Regions from separate parts of the Homo sapiens genome. Here region 2 is linked to region 1. A link is a contact called in ENCODE Hi-C data. All regions are on one chromosome and are shown on one strand. Each heading gives the region's core, a stretch centred on a gene start or an enhancer-like site at or near the end of the contact. The rest is flanking DNA. Distances are from core to core; before and after follow the strand shown.

Region 1 (4,026 bases), core at 1,034-3,533:
AAATGAGTCTATATATGTACATATATGTGATTATATATGTATATATACATATGTGATTTTGATCAGCCTGCATATAAACTACCTGCAAAACAAGTTGATTTGTAAATTCATTTATTAAATGGGTAGTTTATAAGCTACTTGATTTTTGCAAGTAGTTTATAAACAGGCTGATCAAATTGAACAAATTTCTTAATTTCACTGTATACATGGCAAATAAGTTATCTACTCTTCTTATTAGCAAATCTTATTTTTACCTACCCTCCTTTGGCAAGCATCTAAGTTAAACTATTTTATGTCCACAGCTACACAATGAAACATCACTTTCAGTCACAACATATTAAATTCACATTTAAAACTATAAAGAGATCCAGTTACCTTTAGTCTTACATGTACTTATACATACTTTTAATATACTACTTGATGTTTTATGCACAAACATGCAGCTCTTGCAGGATATAACTATGAGAATATTTAGAGTGTATGCTAAATACACTTTTTTAAAGACAAGTCAATTTTTAAAAATTATTTATTTATATTTTATTTATTTATTTGAGATGGAGTCTCATTCTGTTGCCCAGGCTGGGGTGCAATGGTGTGGTCTTGGCTCACTGCAACCTCTGCCTCCCAGGTTCAAGCAATTCTCCTGCCTCAGCCTCCCGAGTAGCTGGGACTATAGGCACATGCCACCACACCCAGCTAATTTTTGTATTTTTGGTAGAGACGGGGTTTCACCATGTTGGCCAGGCTGGTCTTGAACTCCTGACCTCATGATCCACCCGCCTCGGCCTCCCAAAGTGCTGGGATTACAGGCGTGAGCCACTGTGCCCGGCCAAGAAAAGTCAATTTTAAGCACTTAAGCAGGCCAGGCGCGGTGGCTCATGCTTGATTCCCAGCACTTTGGAAGGCAGAGGTGGGTGGATTACCTGAGGTCAGGAGTTCGAGACCAGCCTGACCAATATGCTGGTCTCGAATATGCTAATAGGCAACAACGTTTAAAAGTCATTCCAATGCCTAAAACACCACCATATACATAACATACTTGTCCTTTACTCCAATGAAGCTTAAACTAGACCCAAACTCAGACCATTTCCTTCTCCTGGCACACTGAAACATACGAGAGGGAATCCAAGAAATCAGATATGTTAAGTGCGGGTATCTTCTTCCACAGTAGGGTCAAATTCGTGTTTGCCAGCAAATGTCACCGTCCCAGTTAAGTCTGCAAATTCTCACTAGCGCTGGAGTACAAAGAGGCCTGACCACGGAAACACCTGTCCTAGCACCAGGAAGACAGTGGGAAAGGCAACCCCCCTGTCTCCGCGCCGGCCCCAAAGCCTCGGCTGCAGCGATCGGGGGGACAAGAGGTTGCCGCTGGTCTCAAGGGTGCGGTGGACAAGGTCCCACACCCCCGGCCCGCCTCCCGAGAACCAGGAAACCTGTCAAGCCAGCCTGGACCCACCCTCCGCAGCCCCCTCGCGCTCCTGCACAGCCGGGCCCCAGCCCGCCCGACCGCTCCGCGTCCGCCCCGGCCTCCCGGCTGCACTCTGCCACCTCATCCCTCCCCGGCTGCCTCGCGGCCCCGCCACCTCCGCCCCGCGGCCTGGGCTCAGGCCGCCCCCCGGGCAGGAGCGCCCCGCCGCCGCCCCCCGCCTGGCCCCGACCCGACCCCGTCAGTTCCCCAGCGGCCCGGTCCCCGCCGCCCCCAGGCCTGAGCTCCCGCCGCGCGCTCCCCACCCCGAGACTCCACCCTCGCCCCGCTCGGCCGCTCCTGGCCCACTCCCCCAAGCCGGCTACCTGGAGGCAAGGGCGGCGGAGCACTTCACCCAGGGCCCCAGGTCGCAGAGGGCCCGGTGCTCGGGGTCCCGCTCCTTCTCCCGCTCCACGTGGTAGGCGTAGATGGAGAGCAGGATTCCGGCAGCGCACACTGCATACCGGGCCACCCGCTCCCACCGCGGCACCGACACTCTTAGCAGGACGGGAGCCGCCATCTTCCCGCCGCCGCCGCCGCCGCCTCCCTCCGCCTCCACCTCAGCCGCCGCCGCCCGTCGGGGCCCGACCCAGCCGCCACCGCCGCCACCGCCGCCTCCGCCGCCGCCGCCACCACCGCCGCCGCCGCCGCCGCGCCCCATTGGCTCGGTGGCCTGCTCCGGGCCCCGCCCCCACAGGCGCGCGGCCCAACCGCCCCAAAAGGAGTGAGGCGGACGGGGCGGGGAAGGCGCGCGCGGGCGCGGAGGGAGGGGGTGGAGTGCGCAACGGCCGAAGAGGCCGGATCGGCGGGCGGAGACTGAGGCGGCGTGGCGCTGCGCCGCGCGGCCGGTCGCGCGCGAGGGGTGGAGCCCGGGGGAGAAAGGGGTGGGGCAGGGGTGGGGATGGGCGGGGCAGGGGTGGGGAGGGGCGGAGCCAGAGAGGGGCGGGGCCGAGCGGGCCAGTGCGGGAGGGACTTAAAGGAGCGGTCTAACTAGCACATTGCAAGGATGCCACTGTGGGTGACTGGGCGAACCCTCGGCCCCTCCCTCTGGGGATGGCAATCAATTGCCATCCTTTTTCCCTTTTTCGTTGTATATTTCTGACCCAATCCAAATCAACCCTGGCCAATGCTTGGAGCTCCAGAGACCCACACCTATGACCTGATCTTCCCACCACCACCTTCGGTTAGACCTGTGCAAAACTTTTTTTTTAATGTGCAAAACTATGTTTTAAATTTAAAAACTATTTTTAAAAAATGATTTATGGACCGGGTACAGTGGCTTACACCCGTAATCCCAACACTTTGGGAGGCCGAGGCAGGTGGATCACTTGAGGTCAGGAGTTCGAGACCAGCCTGGCCTACATGGCGTAACCGCGTCTCTACTAAAAATACAAAAAACAAACAAAAACAAATTAGCCCGGTGTCGTGGTGGGCGCCTGTAATCCCAGCTACTCGGGAGACTGAGGCATGAGAATTGCCGGAACCCGGGAGGTGGAGGTTGCAGTGAGCCAAGATCGTGCCACTGCACTCCAGCCTGGGCGATAGAGTAAGAGTCTCAAAAAAAAAAAGAGAGATTTACGAATGCCTTGCTTTTCCGTAAGCTGAATTTGAAGTTGCTTACCATAACTCATATAATATAGAAAAATAAAGATGAGCTAATACAATCAGGACGAAGAAAAAGAAAAGTCAGAATAAAATGAAAGGCCAGGAATAAGAACACAGATAAGCAGGCCATAGGGGCTTACATAGTTATTAAAATTGCATCATAAATTTGGCTCTGAGCTTCCTGGTGGCCAAAACTAAAAGGAAAACAGATGTATGTGCTTTTTCTCACTGTCTTTAAGAAGAAACACAGGGTTCTTGGAGATTTTCAGTGTTTCCCTGGTTGCAGCTTTCAATTTTTCAGGGGCTTTATATAGTGATTTTGAATAATAAGCAATATCCTTGTATTCGTTATCTATTGTTGGGTAAAAATCACCCCAAATTTAGCAGTTAATAAACAATAAACTTTTTTTTCCCTCACAGTTTCCACGGGCTAGGAATCTGGGTGAGGTTAGCTGTGTCCTCTGGCTCAGGCTCTCATGAGGATACAATCAAGCTGTCAGCCAGGGCTGCAGCTCTCTCAAGGCTTCAGAATCCTCTTTCAAACTCACTTCCACTGCTGCTGGCAGGCCTGAGGTCCTCTCTGGCTGTTGGCTGGAGACATCATTTCCTGTCCACTTGCACCTCTTGGTAAGAAGCGGCAGGCTTACCCCAGGGAGAGGGAGGAGAAAGAGGAAGAGACAGAAAAAGAAAATGAGAGTGAGATCACAGTCCTTTTTTGAAACCTAATCCCAGAAGTGACATCCCATCACTTTTACGAAGTCTATTGCTACTTAGAAAATAGTCTCTAGGTCCAGCCAGTCATGGTGGCTCACACCTGTAATCCCAGAATTTTGGGAGGCCGAGGTGGGTAGAGCACCTGAGGTCAGGAGTTCGAGACCAGCTGACCAACATGGTGAAACCCCGTCTCTACTAAAAATACAAAAATTAGCCGGATGCGGTGGCACATGCCTGTAAAC
Region 2 (3,841 bases), core at 1,174-3,673, 330 kb before region 1:
GCTATGCAGTAGGCAGATGAAAATTAGAACCTGAGGTTCAAGAGAAACGGGGACTAAATAGACGTCTTTGAAAACCATAAATATATAGGTGCTATTTGAAGCCATGAAAGGAAGTGTAATCACACAAGGAAATTAGAGAAAAGAACAAAAATGAAACCCTAAGGAATGCCACGTTAATCTGAGAAGAATAAAAAAAGAAAAGGGAAGCATCAAGAAAAGCTTTGTTTTGGTCTGAATGGTGGAAACCTGAGGATGTATACCATCCAACAGAAAAAATAATAATATGGGAAGAGATCAAAGACGTTAGCTTTCGAAAGTAAGACCCCTCTTCTTCTGAGATCAGAGGAAAGGATATTAGAAATCAGGTACAGACAGGCACAGACAAAAATGACCTCTCCTTAAGAGTTCAGGGCTGATGCCCACCAATTTATTCTGTGAAGTTAAGTGGCAAAATAAGCAATGAAGAGAAGGCAAGAGTAGGACAAAGAGTCAGAGAAAAATGGTAAAGATCCATAAACAGCCATTTAGATTTTAGGACATAAGAGGAATCTAGAGGTTAAGTCAAAGGATCTCCAGGATCCAGAAGTGCAGAAACAGCACCCAGCAGTTTAGTTATATGATTTTTGCCAGTCTGCCTTGGGAGCCCAGGAGCAGAAAAAGCTGACTGATTCGTCCAGGCTTGAGACCATCAGAGCAAAGGTGGCAAGAATAGTACAGGGCCAATGACAATGCTTTTATCATTTTAAAAAGTCAAACGTATTTTACTCTTTTTTAAAAATCGACTCGCTATTTCCTCCAAGAGCGAGTGTTTGGAGAGGGGGAGGGAGAGGGGTGGATAATTCCTCTCTCACTCTTAGAGGACTTGTCAGAAGTTTCATTCTTAAGCATATTTGGTCTGTACAGCAGCTGATTCCAGGAAATCCAAATCCTGATTCCTCCTGGATCTTAAAAGATGAAAATTCATTGCAGCTCCCTGGACTATCCAGCTAATAGATAAACACGTACCACATTGCTTATATACTATGCCACTTTAGCTGGGAGGTAGGGGCTCTTTCTTTCCTAAAAAGAAAGTTACCCAAACACTGCAGATGGGGATGGAGAGGGGATGGGGAGTAATTACACCGCAAAGCCTGCTGACTAGCAGCCTAAGAATCCTTTACAAAGGCAATTAACATAAAACAATACATGGCACGGATAGCAGAATTGTTTCTTCTTAATGAATGCAGTAATTGACCATTTAATCGCTTTACTGGAGTTCACCAATTTCTCCTGCCATCTCCCATACCATTCTTCAGGCAGAGTCAAATCCCTGTGGACACTGGACTTCTTGCTACCATCATCTGGAAAGTACAAAACGCCTGGAAGGAGGAAGAGGCTAACATGCGTGACCACCCACCATGTGCCAGGCCTACTGTGTGCTAGACTCTGGGCAAGGGACTTTACATGTTATGGGGTGCAGCTCATGTAAGGACGAATGAAGATATTACACTATGGATCTGAGCCAGGCGCAGTGGCTCACGCCTGTAATCCCAGCACTTTGGAGGCCGAGGCAGAAGGATAGCTTGAGGTCAGGAGTTCGAAGCCAGCCTGGGCAACATAGAGACTCCATCTCTCAAAAAAAAAAAAAAAAAAAGCGATGAATCCGGCATTGCAGAGAGTGGGAAAGTGTCTGGAGGTTTAAGAGTAAGAGAAGGAAGAGGAGATTGCGATGGTGGGTGGTCAAAGTGAGGGGAGAAGAGGCGAGTTGGGAAAGGAAGGTGCTTAGGAGCAAAAGGGCAAGACCCAGGGACACCTGGAGCGGGGCGGGCGACTGCCATGCAGACAGGACTACGTACAACGGGTAGGATGATGGGGCGATGAGCTCAAGAAGCGCAGCCGGGGTAGACGTGGGGGCAAATGTCCGATCCCGGCGAGACGAGGGTCTCATCCCAGGGGACTGCGGGGCTAGGACGTGGTCCCAGGGCTGCGAGAAGGGAGAGAAAGGGCAGAGGGGAGAGGCCCCGGCGGCCGGGGCGAAGCCGAGCCCGGGAAATGCCGGCGATGGGGGAAGGGGCGTGGGAGCAGGGGCCGGACGGGCCAGACCCGGGGCTCCGCGCTCGGGGGCGGGGTTGGACAACCGGGAGGCACCGAGCAGAAGGCGACAAGGGGCCAAGGGATGCCAGGACGGGGCACAGGGCCGGGTGTGAGGAGACGAGAGGGGAGCGGAGCCGCAGCGAGCGCCGCGTCCCCCTTACCTGGGATGAGTGAGGAGCCGCCGCGCCGCCTGGACGGCATCCTGGCCTCAGCCGCTGGTCCCACCGCCTTCGGTGGGGGGCCACTCGGGAGCCCGCCCTCACCGCCAAGCGCCGGCAGCTGCCAGCCTGGACCGGCCCCGCAGAGCAGCGCCGTTCCGACCCGCAACCGAAGCCGCCTCAGCAGCGTCTCCCGCGGTCGCCAACTCAGCGACAACCGCCAGGGTCCGGGGAGGTGGCGGGATCACACATCTGCTACGATTGGCTGAGCGGACGATGTGTCGGCTGCTCTGATTCGTGAGTTCCGGCCGGCTGCCCACCGAAGGAGGCGCGGCTGGGAATGGAGCTGGGTCCGGCAGGCGCCGAGGGGCGGGGGTCTGACGTCGCAGCCGGCCAGCGCCCCCACAGCCCTTCCCGTGCGCGCTCCCGAGGGGGCTTCCCGGCAGCCGCAGGCCTGGCCGGGTGGTTGCCCTAGCAACAGCGCGCGTGGCCTGGCTGCAGGGGAGCCGCGGGCAGGTGGCGGTCCTCACCGCCCCCACCCCCAACGTGGGTGTCCCAGAGGCCTTCATCAGTGAAACCCTAGGACAGGAGAAGAAAATGAGCTTTTCCTGATAATTCCTCTCCTCTGCTTCAGAGCCCACCTTTGCCCGCTGCTGGCAGAGAAGCTGTCATCTCCTCGGGGAGATAACGCGCAAATGCAAATAACGAACTCAAACACTATTTCATCCCCACGAGAGTGTAGACGTGCAATAGTCCCTCCCAACCACAGAGGTGGGGGGCTGACGCCCTAAAAGAAAGAAATGAAAACTAGGGAGAAAAAGGCAAAGAAGCAAAAGAAAGGTGGGGAAAGGGCAGATATTTCACAAAATGATCCATTCATTTTACAGTTTCTTCCTACAGACACATCTACACCAGGTTCTGTCAAAGCAATTATTTCTACTCCAGTGACATGGATTAGAGAAGGCATGAGTGCAGAATCTAACAGCTGTATTCAAAATTGCTCTCTGCTAGGCCAGGTGGGGTGGCTCATGCCTCTAATCACAGCACTTTGGGAAGCCAAAGCTGGTGAATCACCTGAGGTCAGGAGTTCGAGACCAGCCTGGCCAACATAGTGAAACCCCGTCCCTGCTAAAAATACAAAAATTAGCCGGGCATGGTGGCGGACGCCTGTCGTCCCAGCTACTGGGGAGGCTGTGGCAGGAGAATTGCTTGAACCCGGGAAGGTAACTACCTTCCTTTGCACACAGTATAATATTTTCAAAGTTCATCCATGTTGTAGCATGTATCGGCACTTCATTCCTTGTTACGGCCGAATAATAGTCCATTATACAGACATCACCTTTTTTTTTTTTGAAGAGTCTCACTCTGTCTCCCAGGCTGGAGTGGAGTTATGTGATCTTGGCTCACTGCAACCTCCACCTCCTGGGCTCAAGTGATTCTCATGCCTCCGCCTCCAAAGTAGCTAGAATTACATGCATGTGCCACCATGCCTGGCTAATTTTTATATTTTTAGTAGAGACGGGGTTTCATCAAGTTGCCCAGGCTGATCTTGAACTCCTGGCCTCAAGTGATCTGCCTGCCTTGGCCTCCCAAAGTGCTGGGATTACAGG

Evidence for each region. Hi-C counts contacts between places; a loop is a spot of excess contacts on that map. Pooled maps may share reads with other maps.
Region 2: a map of CD8-positive, alpha-beta T cell shows a loop between it and region 1 (7-fold over the local background). The contact joins the promoter of TPST1 here to the promoter of VKORC1L1 in region 1. A Hi-C loop is called at or near these places in 2 of 168 maps with a recorded cell type or tissue (CD8-positive, alpha-beta T cell and naive thymus-derived CD4-positive, alpha-beta T cell), 1 of 37 single-sample maps with no recorded cell type and 9 of 50 pooled maps.

Annotation. Positions count from the first base shown.
Region 1 is chr7:65,871,331-65,875,356 of GRCh38, reverse strand. VKORC1L1 (vitamin K epoxide reductase complex subunit 1L1) reads right to left here and starts at 2,283. Exons shown (of 3, transcript NM_173517.6): 1 at 1,792-2,283. The coding sequence starts at 1,985. RefSeq lists enhancers at 782-1,333, 1,885-2,436 and silencers at 1,502-1,571, 2,119-2,298, 2,012-2,511, 2,532-2,591.
Region 2 is chr7:66,203,916-66,207,756 of GRCh38, reverse strand. TPST1 (tyrosylprotein sulfotransferase 1) reads right to left here and starts at 2,423. Exons shown (of 6, transcript NM_003596.4): 1 at 2,235-2,423. RefSeq lists silencers at 2,021-2,380, 2,531-2,800.